2 separate regions of the Homo sapiens genome follow, and region 1 is linked to region 2. Evidence: chromatin contacts called from ENCODE Hi-C or POLR2A ChIA-PET data. All regions are on one chromosome and are shown on one strand. The core of a region is the stretch at or near the end of the contact, and the rest is flanking DNA. Distances in the headings are between cores, read along the strand shown.

Region 1 (6,676 bases), core at 618-3,117, 1.0 Mb after region 2:
GACTACAGGCACCATCACAAATTTTTTTTTTTTTTTTTGAGACGGAGTCTCGCTCTGTTTGCCAGGCTAGAGTGCAATGGCATGGTCTCAGCTCACTGCGACCTCCGCCTCCCGGGTTCAAGTGATTCTGCTGCCTCAGCCTCCCCAGTAGCTGGGATTACAGGTGCCTGCCACCATGCCTGGCTAGTTTTTGGTATTTTTAGTAGGGATGGGGTTTCACCATGTTGGCCAGGCTGGTCTCAAACTCCTGACCTCGTGATCTGCCCGCCTCAGCCTCCCAAAGTGCTGAGATCACAGGCGTGAGCCACCACGCCCAGCAACATCTGGCTGATTTTTGTATTTTTTGTAGAGATGGGGTTTCGCCATGTTGCCCAGGCTGGTCTTGGACTCCTGTACTCAAGCAATCCTCCTGCCCTGGCCTCCCGAAATGCTGGCTTACAGGCATGAACCACCTGGTGCCCAGTCTAGGAAGACTCATATCATGAAGATGTAAATTTTCTCCATTAAGCTATAGATTTAATGCAGTCCCGATCAAAACCCAGGTAGTATTTTTCAGAAAATATCAAGCTGATTTCAAATGTGTATTGAAATGTAAAGGACCTAGAATAACCAAAACAATATTAAAAAGAAGACCAAAGTTAGAGGAATCAAACTTATTTTATGACTTTGTATAAAGGAACAGTAATCGGGTCAGTGTGATTATTGGTATAAGGATAGATATATAGATCACTGGAACCAAATAGACAAATTTGCCAAGGCAATTTAATGGGGGAAAAGGTAGTCTTCATAACAAATGGTGTTGAAACAATTCACACAAAAATATCAACCTCTATACTTACCTCATGCTGTACAAAAATTAACTTGAAGTGGGTAATTGAACAAATGTAAGAGCTTAAATCATAAAATGTGTAGAGGAAAACGAGAAAATTTTTGTGATTTTAGGTGGGGCAAAGGTTTCTTGGAGTAAAAAAAGCTTAACCTATAAAAGGAAAAAAATTGGCTTTTATCAGAAAGAAAAATTTTTGCTCTTCAGTATTTATTTTTAATGGAATGAAGACAAATTGAAGTGTATCTACAAGGGGGTGGAATGATGAGTAAAACTTGTGTTAAAGAGTTATTAACAGATTTTGTTGTCTGTTTGGATTTTAATACATATCACTACCTTCTACCTTTGGAGGTAGAAATCTAGAAGTCATAATGAATGTTCTTTGCATGCAACTCCTGTGGGTTTACCCGTTAATTTATACTTTTTTCATTTCTACTCAAGAAAATATATTTGAATGAAATCATTGTGAATGCCTTCTACTTTACAAAAGTAAATACAAACTCAGGCTGTACACCTGTGTTCCACATCCTACTCCTGCCACTTAGTAATCATATGACCCTCTACAAGTCACTGAACCTCTTTAAGCCTCTGTTTTCTCATCTTTAAAATCAAAATAATATTAAGACTTCGCTCATGCAGTTTTTAGGATGAAATGAGACAATCCATTTAAAATAGCATAGTGCCAGATTTATAGTTAAATTTAGAGGCAGCCAAAAGCTACCTCCCTACATAGTGAACTATAACCTAATTTAATATATAAACTACCTGCAACCTAACCTAAGAGTATACTCTTGTAACAAGTAGCTGAGCCTCAGTCAAGCATAGCAGCCAAGTTTTCAGCCAGTCATATAGGCTGAATATTGCCAAAGCATGTTCAAATAAGGCAAACACCTGAACTGCAGCCCATCAGGCTACTTCTGTATGTCATTTCTGTTTCTCTGGCTATAAATATAGCCTACATGCATTGGGGGATGGAACATTCTGAACTGCATTTGGTACTGGATGCTAACTGGTTCATTAATCTCTATTTTTTTGAGACAGGGACTTGCTTAGTCACCCAGGGTGGAGTGCAGTGACATGGCTCACTGCAGTCTGGACCTCTTGGGCTTGAGTGATGCTTCTGCCTCAGGCTGCTCCCTTCCCCACCTTTCCCGGAAGCTGGGACCACAGTTTTCATTTCCTTATTATTTGTAATGGGGGTTGGGGGTGGGGGCTCCCTGTGCTGCCCAGGCTGGTCTCAAACTTCTGGGCTCAACCAATCCTCCAGTCTCCACCTCTGCCTCCCAGAGTGCTGGAATTACAGGGGTGAGCCACCGCACCTGGCAAATCTGTTTTTTGTTCAATTAAGTCATTAAATTTAACTTGTCTCAGGTTTGTCATTTAACAATATGAACAAAATGTATATATTTTTTTCTTTTTATGCCTCGGTACTTCAAATAGTTATTAGTAGCTGTGATACAGTAAGAAATATTGTGTATATTTCTTACCGTATAAAGAAATATATACATATATATATTTCTTCTGTATATATATATAATTACTGTGATACAGTAAGAAATACATGTATTCCTTATATATGTAGCTGGGACCACAGGTGGATGCCACCATGCCTGGCTAATTTTTTGACTTTTTTGTAGAGACAGGATTTCGCCATGTTGTGCGGGCTAGTCTCTGCTGGGCAAGGTGTCAGAACCCGGCAGTGGAGAGTGGTTGGCTCACTGGTGGTAAAAGAATTTACTGACAGCAGTATAGGTTTAGAAAGGAAAGTTTTATTAGATAGAATGCTGCAGCAGAGTGCAGTACAGTGCTTCATTCAGCAAAAAGGACTGAGTGTGTTGCGGTGGATTTTCCTTAGGGGTATTTATGGACTTTAAAGCAGGACCTTAGGGTAATTTGGACCATATTAGTTATGTAGGTCATGGTAAATTATTACATTTGTAGACTTTGGGTGCCTTGATGTTAGCAAGGGTTGCAAAATAAGTTTTGACATTCATGCATTCTGGAGATGTATAGAAATTCTAGTTACTTATAAATTTTTGGGAAAGAAGCCTGGTACCAGATGCTGGCTTTAGATAATAGAGAAGTCTAATTACTTTTCAATTTTTCAGATAAGGAGTTTTGTCTTCGGATGGTCTGCTTGATTGCCACTAGGTGATCGTTGTATTCTTCTGTGTCGAACTCCCAGGCTCAAGTGATCCACCCGCTTTGGCCTCCCTAAGTACTGGGATTATAGGAATGAGCCACTGTACCTGGCTGTTACTTTTATCTGAAATTGAGAATACAGGAAAAGGAACAGGTTTGGGGGAGAAAATTAATGAGTTTGATTCTCAGATGATGACAGGTAATCTGGTGTACATATCCTTTTAAAAATATTGATATGAAATTTACATAACAAAATCAACCATTTTAAAGTGAACAATTCAGTGGCATTTAGTACTGGCAGATTTGTTTTTCACAATACAACTGCCACCTCTATCTAGCTGCAAAACCTGCCTGTTACTTTAGATTTAAACCTCTTATCCATTAAGCCCTTTCTCCCCACTCCCCTTCCATGCAATCTGCATTTTGTCTCTATGGATTTCTCTATTCTGGATATTTTATATAAATAATATTATACATATGTGACCTTCTGTATCTGGTTTATTTCATTTAGCATAATGTTTGGATGTTCATCCACATTCTAGCATATATTGGTACTTTATTCCTTCTTTTGGTTGAATAATATCTCGTTGTATGTGTCCAACACAACTTTTTATCCATTGATGGACACTGGGCTGTTTCCACCTTTTGGATACTGTGAATAGTGCTGCTATGAACTATATGTATACATGTACTTGAGTACCTGTCTTCAGTTCTTTTGGGGATATACCTGGGGTGGAATCACAAAGAAATACGGTAATTCAACTTTTTGAGGAATAACCAAACTGTTTTCTGTAATAGCTTACCATTTTACAGTTCCACTAGCAATGTACTGAAGGTTTCAGTTTCTCTATATCTTTGTCAACTTGTTATATTCCATTTAAAAAATTATTGTTTAGTTATACTATCCTGGTGAGTATGAAGTGGTACCTCATTGTGGTTTTGATTTGTAGTTCTGTAATGACTAATGATGTTGAGCATCTTTTCATGTGTTTTTTGACCATTTATATATCTTCTTTGGAAAAATGTCTATACAAGTCCTTTGCCCATTTTTTTTAATTGAATTTTTTTGTTGTTTTAAGTTTGTTATATATTCTGGGTATTAGACCCTTAGTTATATGATTTCCAAATTTTTTTCCTGTTCTGTGTGTTGTCTTTTTAGTTTGTTGGTAATGTCCTTTGAAGTTTAAAAATGCCCTTGATGAAGTCTAACTTATCTGTGTTTTTCTGTTATTGCTTATGCTTTTGGTTTCATATCTAAGAATCCATTGCCAGCTCCAAGGTCATGATTTACTTCTGTGTTTTCTTCTATGAATTTTATGGTTTTACTTCTTATATTTACTTCATCGACCCATTTTGAGTCAGTTTTTATATTCAGTGTGAGGCAAGAGTTTATTTTTTTGCATGTGGATATCACTTTTTAGGTATCCTTTCAAGAGTTAGATGTCCAGAGTAAAGTACAGCAGTTTAGGGCTATAGATGTGGACTTGGAAGCTGTGGATTAAATCACCATGGGAGAGAGTAAAGAGAAATAAAAGGAATGTAGGGGAACATGAAAAAATTACATGTGAAAGGATAGATAATGTTAGACAGTGAAGTATTCAACTTAGATAAGAACTGTAGGAGTTTAGATAAAGTGCATTCACTTGAGAATTGCTGTCCTTTTCACTCTTAGTTTTTCTTTTTGTAAGAGGAACTTGTTTCTAATGCCATCTAGTGTCTTTTGAAGGGTATATGAGTAATGTTAAGAGGTTTTAAAATAAAAGTTTTGAAATTTCATGAGACTTGAGCAGTATATTGGCAGTCTTAGCTTACTCTCAAGAGCATCCTTAAGAGAGAAGTAAAAGAACACATTAAATACTTTGCCTGAACAAATTCGGAGCTGAATTTCATCTTGAATAGTTAAGCATTTTTATCATCTCTTTTGTGTTAATTTGTAAAGAATTTAAGATACCTTAAAAATAGTGACGTCAAATTTTTTTCTTATCTTGAATTTGTCTTACAAAAATTATAGACAGCCTTACTTTTTTTTGTTTTTGTTTTTGAGACAGGATCTTGCTCTGTCACCCAGGCTGGAGTGCAGTGGTGCAACCTTGGCTCACCGCAGTGTCAACCTGCTAGGGTCAAGTGATTCTCCTGCCTCAGCCTCCTGAGTAGTTGGGACTACAGGCATGGGCCACGATGCCTGGCTAATTTTTATTTTTATTTATTTTTAAACTTTTATTTATTTATTTTTTGAGACAGAGTTTCACTCTTGCTGCCCAGGCTGGAGTGCAGTGACTCACTGCAACCTCCGACTCCCAGGTTCAAGTGATTCTCCTGCTTCAGTTTCCTGAGTAGCTGGGATTACAGGCGCCTGCCACCATGCCCAGCTAATTTTTTGTATTTTTAGTAGAGATGGTGTTTCACCATGTTGGCCAGGCTGGTCCCAAACTCCTGGCCTCAAGTGATCCACCTGCCTCGGCTTCCCAAAGTGCTGAGATTATAGGTGTGAGCCACCGCGGCCAGCTTAATTTTTATTTTTAAACTTTTTGTAGAGGTGGGATTTTACAGTGTTTCCCAGTTTGGTCTCGAACCCCTGGGCTCAAGCAATCCTGCCTCAGACTTCAAACTATCGGGATTACAGTTGTGAGCCACTGCACCTGCCAAGCATCTAAATTTTTAAAAGGCATTTAAAATAAAAAATTTTTTTAGATAAATTTGTTGGTTGATTGGTTTGTTCGTCCGTTTTGTGCTGCTATGACAGAATACTCGAAACTGGGTAATTTATAAGGAATCAAGGTTTATTTCTTAGAGTTCTTGGGGCTCAGAAGCCCAAGATCAAGGTACCAGCATCTGATGAGGGCTTTCTTGGTGTTTCCTCACGTGGCAGAAGGTGGAAGGGCAATAGAGAAGAAATCCATTCCTGTAAGCCCTTTTTATAGTGACATTAATCCATTCATGAGAACAGAGCTTTCATGACTTAAACACCTCTCAAAAGGCCAAATCTCCCACCACTGTTGCATTGGAAATTAAATTTCCAGCACATGGATTTTGGGGAACACATTCATACCATAGCAGTTGAGGTTACAGAAAGAGATCTTACTGAATTTGTTGATGGTTAGAATACATGGGAGAACGTTTATGCAAGTTTTTGGTAAGGTGTCATATATGTCAAGGAGAACGGCATTATTAAACCACTAGTAAAAAGTTATAAGAGCAGGTTTTGTTTTTACTCTTATACAAAAAATATCAGTGCTAGTCTTTTTGTTTTTTTCCTTTTTCTTTTTTGAAATTGCAGAAATAAATTTTATTTTTAATTTTCAGAGGTTAAAAAAAGTTATGATACTTTAAACTGTTAACAAGACTTAGTTGATATCCAGTTAACCTAATACAGCATTAATGTTTTTATTATTTTCTTGAAGAGACTCAAATACACCTGCATTGTGCTCTTTTAAAAACATATTAAGGATACTTGTATTTAACAAGTTTTTTAGGAAAAACATTGTACAACATTTATGTTTTTCATGATGCTGAAAATGCTGAATTACATGTCAATTTAATTTATCTCTTAGAAGAAAAAGTAACATAATTAAAATCACTGGGTCTCTAATCTTTAGTTCTCTCTCCACAAATAAAACCTGTCACTTTTCACAATAAAAAAGCAAAAAATAATATACAATTAAAAGGAGCTAAACTGAAATTCTTTATCCTCTTTTTCCTTTTTTGAGA
Region 2 (6,972 bases), core at 4,473-6,972:
CCCACATCTGGAAGGCCCGGCACACCCTGTTGGAGCCAGAAGTGCGCTACTACCTGCGGCAGATCCTTTCTGGCCTCAAGTACTTGCACCAGCGCGGCATCTTGCACCGGGACCTCAAGTTGGGTGAGACTCCTGAGCCTGGAGGATGGGAGGTTGGGGAGGGAGGGAGGGAGGGAGGAAGGAAAGAATCTGACACACCTCTCTTGCCCCATCTAGGAAATTTTTTCATCACTGAGAACATGGAACTGAAGGTGGGGGATTTTGGGCTGGCAGCCCGGTTGGAGCCTCCGGAGCAGAGGAAGAAGTGAGTTTTGAGGAAAGGGGCCCTGTGTGTGATACAGATGACATGCGTGATAGACAGTGCATATGTATGTGGGAGGCAAGGTGACTGCCTGATGTGTGCATGAGATAAATGGGAAGGGATGATGGGCTGTTCATGCATGTGTGAAGGTGGAGGTGGCAGCCTGTGTTACCGAGACCGGTGGAGAGGGGGAGGATCCTATAGGTGTATGACACAGATAGGGTAGGTGACTCTGAGTCCCTGAGACAGATGGGGGTATACAGATTCTTGGAGGCACATGACTTACCCTTTGTGTGGATGGGGGAAGGTGACAGGCAGCGTGTATGTGTGTGTGAGAGACAGACTGAGAGTGTGGAAATGGTGGGATATGACATTGTGGGTGTAAGAAGACCCTGCTGTGGCCATCATACTTTGTGTGTGTGACACAGATAGCGTATGTGGCAGATGAGTGTTTATGGGGGTTGTGACAGCTGGTGTTGGTGTGTGTGTGGCACAAACCGTGGGAGGTGACAGCCTGATGCCTGTCTGACAGACAGGAGTGCAGGAAGGGGGAAGGGATCAGCTGTGGACTCTCTGTGTTGACCCTAGAGGAGAGGACTGGGCTGGGGGTCAGGCCCTCCCCCTGTCATGAAGAGCAGCTGAGCAGCTGGGCCAGGCGGGTGGGCGGGGACTCAGCTGCCATCCCTGGCATCCATTGTCCCAGGACAAGCAGGAGTTCTCTGGCCTTTGGTGACAGGCAGCTGCTTTGTCTGGACTAACAGTGGGGGAAGGAGTCGGGGGGCTGCTGGGCTGGGTCTCAGCCTTCTCTCCTCCTCCCCACCCTCTTTCAGGACCATCTGTGGCACCCCCAACTATGTGGCTCCAGAAGTGCTGCTGAGACAGGGCCACGGCCCTGAGGCGGATGTATGGTCACTGGGCTGTGTCATGTGAGTTGCAGGGTCCAGGTTCAGCAGCAGACAGGTGGTGGGTGTGTGGGTGGAGCATCTCCTCCACTTTACTCCTGACCCCTTGGCCCTGCCCTATAGGTACACGCTGCTCTGCGGGAGCCCTCCCTTTGAGACGGCTGACCTGAAGGAGACGTACCGCTGCATCAAGCAGGTTCACTACACGCTGCCTGCCAGCCTCTCACTGCCTGCCCGGCAGCTCCTGGCCGCCATCCTTCGGGCCTCACCCCGAGACCGCCCCTCTATTGACCAGATCCTGCGCCATGACTTCTTTACCAAGGTCTGTGGCTCCCCAGACCTCTAAGTCCATCTGTGTATTCCCAGGGATTGAAAGGGGGCAGGTGACAGGACCCCTGGAGCCTCTCTTCTCTGTTCACATGGTTCCCCTCCCTAGGGCTACACCCCCGATCGACTCCCTATCAGCAGCTGCGTGACAGTCCCAGACCTGACACCCCCCAACCCAGCTAGGAGTCTGTTTGCCAAAGTTACCAAGAGCCTCTTTGGCAGAAAGAAGAAGAGTGAGTCTGGGGTGTCAGTGGGTTGAGGGGGCAGAGCAGTAGAGCGGCTTGTCACATTTGTCTTGGGTGTGTGAGTGTGGGTGCCTGGAAACTCCTGGGGAGAGCATGTGCAGTACAGGCACTTGGGGAGGCCAATCTCTGTGTCATCCCTGTCGGAAGTGGAGGGGCTGGGCAGGATACTGAGGACGGTATCACCTTTCACCCCCAGGTAAGAATCATGCCCAGGAGAGGGATGAGGTCTCCGGTTTGGTGAGCGGCCTCATGCGCACATCCGTTGGCCATCAGGATGCCAGGCCAGAGGTGAGGCGCTCAGGTGGACACTGTTCCCCTGACTCACCCCCACCCTAGCAGCTGAGGGAAGCCGGGGATAAAAGAGGCTGCTGAAGCATCCAGCCTCGTGGTGGCCTAATTGGCTGTGTGTCACCAGCCTGGCGGGGCTGACCTGGGGTGCCCTGGGAGCCAGGGCAGGGCCAGGCCATGGACTCAAGGGTTTGGATTTTGGGGCCTGTGTCACTCCCTTTCCCTGCCCAACCCTCCAGGCTCCAGCAGCTTCTGGCCCAGCCCCTGTCAGCCTGGTAGAGACAGCACCTGAAGACAGCTCACCCCGTGGGACACTGGCAAGCAGTGGAGATGGTGAGGAGCCAGGGAGGATGAGAGGTGATAGAGGTTGCTGGAGCTGAGATCAGGGGCGAGAGGGAAGGAGTGGGCAGAGGGGCCTGGCCTGGGTCCTGGGGTGCTAATTCCTAAATCTCAGTGCCCTGTCTCCTTCAGGATTTGAAGAAGGTCTGACTGTGGCCACAGTAGTGGAGTCAGCCCTTTGTGCTCTGAGAAATTGTATAGCCTTCATGCCCCCAGGTAAGGGTGGGGTCTGGTACATGCTGCTGTGGTGGGAGTTCTGTGGCTGGGAGGCCAGGAGCAGGTGCTGACTCCCTCCTCTCCCATGACAGCGGAACAGAACCCGGCCCCCCTGGCCCAGCCAGAGCCTCTGGTGTGGGTCAGCAAGTGGGTTGACTACTCCAATAAGTTCGGCTTTGGGTATCAACTGTCCAGCCGCCGTGTGGCTGTGCTCTTCAACGATGGCACACATATGGCCCTGTCGGCCAACAGAAAGTAAGTGCTGTTATGGGGTGCCTTGTATTCAGGCCACTAATCCAGCAGGGCCGCACCCTCGTGAGTGCTCCTGGGCTCAGGGGTCTGGGTTTCTCAGAGGAGGGGCATTGGTGCAGGGCTCCCTCTGACCTCTGCCTCCCCATTCTAGGACTGTGCACTACAATCCCACCAGCACAAAGCACTTCTCCTTCTCCGTGGGTGCTGTGCCCCGGGCCCTGCAGCCTCAGCTGGGTATCCTGCGGTACTTCGCCTCCTACATGGAGCAGCACCTCATGAAGGTGTGAGGGCTGGGGCTGTGGTACATTGAAACCTAACCCATCCTGGCCGGGTGCGGTGGCTCACGCCTGTAATCCCAGCACTTTGGGAGGCCGAGGCGGGTGGATTATGAGGTCAGGAGATCGAGACCATCCTGGCTAACAAGGTGAAACCCCGTCTCTACTAAAAATACAACAAATTAGCCGGGCGTGGTGGCGGGCGCCTGTAGTCCCAGCTACTCGGGAGGCTGAGGCAGGAGAATGGGCGAACCCAGGAGGCGGAGCTTGCAGTGAGCAGAGATGGCGCACCATTGCACTCCAGCCTGGGCAACAGAGCGAGACTCCATCTCAAAAAAAAAAAATAAAGAAAAGAAAACTAACCCATCCTGATCCCTCTGATTCCCCCTTGGTGGTGGTTGGGGTTGCTGAAAGCTAGAGGATAAGGCATACACTAATGGGGAGGGGGCTGTCTCACGCTGGATCAGTGACCTGCCCTGATCCTGCTCCCAGGGTGGAGATCTGCCCAGTGTGGAAGAGGTAGAGGTACCTGCTCCGCCCTTGCTGCTGCAGTGGGTCAAGACGGATCAGGCTCTCCTCATGCTGTTTAGTGATGGCACTGTCCAGGTAAGAGCCTATCCAGGAGTTGCGGGAAGGTCTGGGAGGCCCAGGGTGCTGGGGAGGAAGCTGGGCCCGGAGCCTAGGTCCTGACCACTGTCATGCTCTGTGTGCAGGTGAACTTCTACGGGGACCACACCAAGCTGATTCTCAGTGGCTGGGAGCCCCTCCTTGTGACTTTTGTGGCCCGAAATCGTAGTGCTTGTACTTACCTCGCTTCCCACCTTCGGCAGCTGGGCTGCTCTCCAGACCTGCGGCAGCGACTCCGCTATGCTCTGCGCCTGCTCCGGGACCGCAGCCCAGCCTAGGACCCAAGCCCTGAGGCCTGAGGCCTGTGCCTGTCAGGCTCTGGCCCTTGCCTTTGTGGCCTTCCCCCTTCCTTTGGTGCCTCACTGGGGGCTTTGGGCCGAATCCCCCAGGGAATCAGGGACCAGCTTTACTGGAGTTGGGGGCGGCTTGTCTTCGCTGGCTCCTACCCCATCTCCAAGATAAGCCTGAGCCTTAGCTCCCAGCTAGGGGGCGTTATTTATGGACCACTTTTATTTATTGTCAGACACTTATTTATTGGGATGTGAGCCCCAGGGGGGCCTCCTCCTAGGATAATAAACAATTTTGCAGAATTGGACTCCCCCTCACTCGCAGTAGAGCCCGTGGACCGTGGCCACCGCGAAGAGCGAGGTGTTGGTGTAGGAGACCGAGGCCAGCCCATCGCGCGCCACGTCCCAGAGCGCACGGCTGACCACGTGAACGCCCTGGCCCGCGCGCGGCCCCAGCACCACACTGCATACCAGCTTGTAGCGTGGCGGGCTGAGCTCGCGCAGGCGAACGTGCACCTGCTCGCAGAGCTCCCGCACCAGCCGCGCGGCCTCGTCGCTGGAGTAGCACGCGTCGTGCAGCCCTGCGGCCAGCGCCGCCTCCAGGGCACGCTGTGCACGCGCAGCCTCCCAGCGCTCCCCGGGCACTGGCTCCGTGCGGTAGGAGGGCGCCACCCAACGGGCGGGCGCCAGGGGCAACCCTGAGAAGCTGACCCTTGAGCCCAGAGGGGGCACCGGGCCCAGGGATGGCCGCTGACCCCCAGGACCCGCGCCTGGCCCGACCAGCGAGTTGCGGCGGGAGAAGGACGCGGCCAGGCCCAGCATGGAGCCCCGGCGCGAGGCCGGGGCTGGACCTGGACCTGCCGGTCGGGCCTCATCAATGCTGGGCAGGCAGCCTCGGGGCCGCACCGGTGAGGGTTTCCGCCCGGAGTCTTTGGCATTCTCCTCCTCCTGGCGTCCCGGGGGCAGAGGCCTGCTGGCCATGGACCTGCTGGCTGGAGGAACCACACTCAGGGTGGCCTTCACCAGGCATCTGTCTACCCACCCCAGCCTCTTGCTCAGTGATGTCAAGGGTTTTTACCTTCTACCCCCTTCTTACCTGTGTTTTAGAACAAGTGGATCAGATAGTCCCAGGCTGCCTGGGTTCCTAGGTGCTGAGAAGGTTAAAGGCTGTTAGACACATGAGCAGGGGACAGGAGGCTGCTAGGACTGGGATCCTCGGCTAGTCCTTGCCGACTGAGCTCCTTCTCTGGGCACTATGGAAGTTAGCCAGGTACGCTCGGAGTCTTAGAGACTGCCATTTCTCCCTTCCACCCGACTTCTCTGGAAGGAGAGGCAGGCCTCTGCCTCAGCCTGGACTGTGGAGGCAGAGCCTCCAACCCCTAACCAGGAAGGACTGACAGACTCAGCTCCTTCAACCCCACAGATCCTTCCAGCCCTGGGGGTGTTGAATCCAGTCATCTTCCACCCAGATCTACTCTAGGGTGGCTGGCACAAAGATCTCCCCTACACCTGGCCCAGGCTGAGGGCAGATGACTCATGAAGCCCCCTTCCACCTTCTGCCTTTGGCCTCTGATCCCACTTCCTCCAGAATCAGTTCTGAGATGGCTGCCCTCTGCTCCCGAAACTCCCTCAGGCACCTGAGTCACCCGCAGGCTTTGGCTTCTGAGTTCTGTCCTGGCTGCACAGCCCTGGCCCCGCTGGCCTGAAGGGCAAGTGGGAGGGGAAAGACCTGTGTTGTGGAGTTGCCATGGGTTGCTAGAGCAAACACTCCTCCCTCCCAGGATCCCTCCCTCCAGTCTGGCTCTGGCTTAACCTGAGAGCATTGTTGCTGTGAGCATGTGCTGAGCATGGGGTGCCCCTGAGTCATCAGGGAGAGCGGCCGACAGGGTCTTGCAGCTTAGAGGCAAACTTCCTAAGCGCAGGCAACAGAGGGGCAGATGTAGAGCAAGGCTGTGGTCAGAAAGGCTTTGTCCTACCCCAGGACTCTTGAGCCAGGGCCCATTTTCTCCCCTTGTGGAATGGCCAGATGACTGGCCATTCGTGAACAAGTCACAGAGGCCTAGGTTAGGGGGAGATCTTGAGGCTGCGGGGGTGGTGGCTCAGGAATCCAGAGTCTGGGCCCACAGGAAGGAACACGTCATGGCTCTGTTGTCTCCCCATCGGCCTCGACAAGGACAAACATTTCCGCTCCCGGCGCAGAGTTAGGGTGGGGCTTGGATGACTTCCTCAGTTCAGGGCTATGTGCGGGGGAGGGGAGGCCCACTGGCTCAGCTGGTAGGCACCAGGCCTTATAAAGTGGCAGTGACTCGGCAGTGAACCCCGAGTCCAGCCTCGTGACCTTTGCTGACCCAAGTGTCCTGGGGCTTGTCCCTAGCTGGCTACACCTCTAGTACCTAGGTTTCCCCAAAGTTACATTTCAGAGATGGCAGAGGCTGTGACACCTCTGCCAGGGCTGACAACTCATGTGACTCCTCCTCTGGCAGGGATGGGACTGTCCCCTCCCAAACAAGCCAGGTCGGGGCCCTGACCCATCTATGGGGGCGAGGATTTTCCCTGTTGAGTGGGGGTTTCCCCGGCCTGGCTAACCGGATCCTGACCCTGTGTGCCTGTGGAGGAGGGAAGGGTTAGGAGGGCAAGGAGTTTGAACTCTGAACCTAGGGCAGGCTCAGCTTCGGGGGCTAAGACCCTCGTATGGCGCTTAATGCCCCTCTAAGGGCTGAAGTTTTCCCTGGGCCTGCCCGGGAGATGGGTGGAGTCTCTTCTCAGGCCAGCTCCAGTTTCCATGGAAACCCACAGGCTTCCCACCCCGTCGGCTGCCTGGGCAGACTCCCAGCCAGGGCCTCTTTCGCCGCCGCCGCCGCCGCCAGCCAGCCAGCTTCTTCCCAGGACCATAGGCCACTCCAGCCTCAGCTT

Evidence for each region. A loop is a pair of places that touch in the nucleus more often than their neighbours do. ChIA-PET counts read pairs that join two places held with the same protein, here RNA polymerase II (POLR2A).
Region 1: a map with no recorded cell type shows a loop between it and region 2 (6-fold over the local background). The contact joins the enhancer-like site here to the promoter of DYNLT4 in region 2. A Hi-C loop is called at or near these places in 1 of 37 single-sample maps with no recorded cell type. POLR2A ChIA-PET finds 5 or more read pairs at or near these places in 1 of 52 experiments (OCI-LY7).

What each region holds. Positions count from the first base shown.
Region 1 is chr1:45,839,109-45,845,784 of GRCh38, forward strand. All of the region lies in intron 3 of MAST2 (microtubule associated serine/threonine kinase 2), which reads left to right. It also overlaps the pseudogene TMA16P2. Among named protein-coding and RNA genes, the nearest start is that of MAST2, 39 kb to the left of the region's middle. RefSeq lists an enhancer at 1-220. Within about 2 kb of position 1,868, at least 3 of the 41 ENCODE cell types and tissues checked have a DNase peak (open chromatin) inside an H3K27ac peak, as active enhancers do; they include OCI-LY7, where a contact is called at or near this core.
Region 2 is chr1:44,801,629-44,808,600 of GRCh38, forward strand. It overlaps DYNLT4 (dynein light chain Tctex-type 4), which reads right to left and starts at 5,723. Exons shown (of 3, transcript NM_001377534.1): 1 at 5,697-5,723; 2 at 5,156-5,210; 3 at 4,265-5,051. The coding sequence starts at 5,040. The coding sequence ends at 4,375. It overlaps BTBD19 (BTB domain containing 19), which reads left to right and starts at 6,895. Exons shown (of 8, transcript NM_001136537.3): 1 at 6,895-6,972. It overlaps PLK3 (polo like kinase 3), which reads left to right. Exons shown (of 15, transcript NM_004073.4): 4 at 1-123; 5 at 217-304; 6 at 1,132-1,227; 7 at 1,327-1,525; 8 at 1,640-1,763; 9 at 1,972-2,063; 10 at 2,303-2,396; 11 at 2,535-2,618; 12 at 2,711-2,873; 13 at 3,022-3,151; 14 at 3,638-3,751; 15 at 3,859-4,362. The coding sequence ends at 4,050. RefSeq lists enhancers at 4,192-5,042, 5,043-5,892, 5,486-6,685, 6,160-6,409, 6,744-6,972 and 1 more.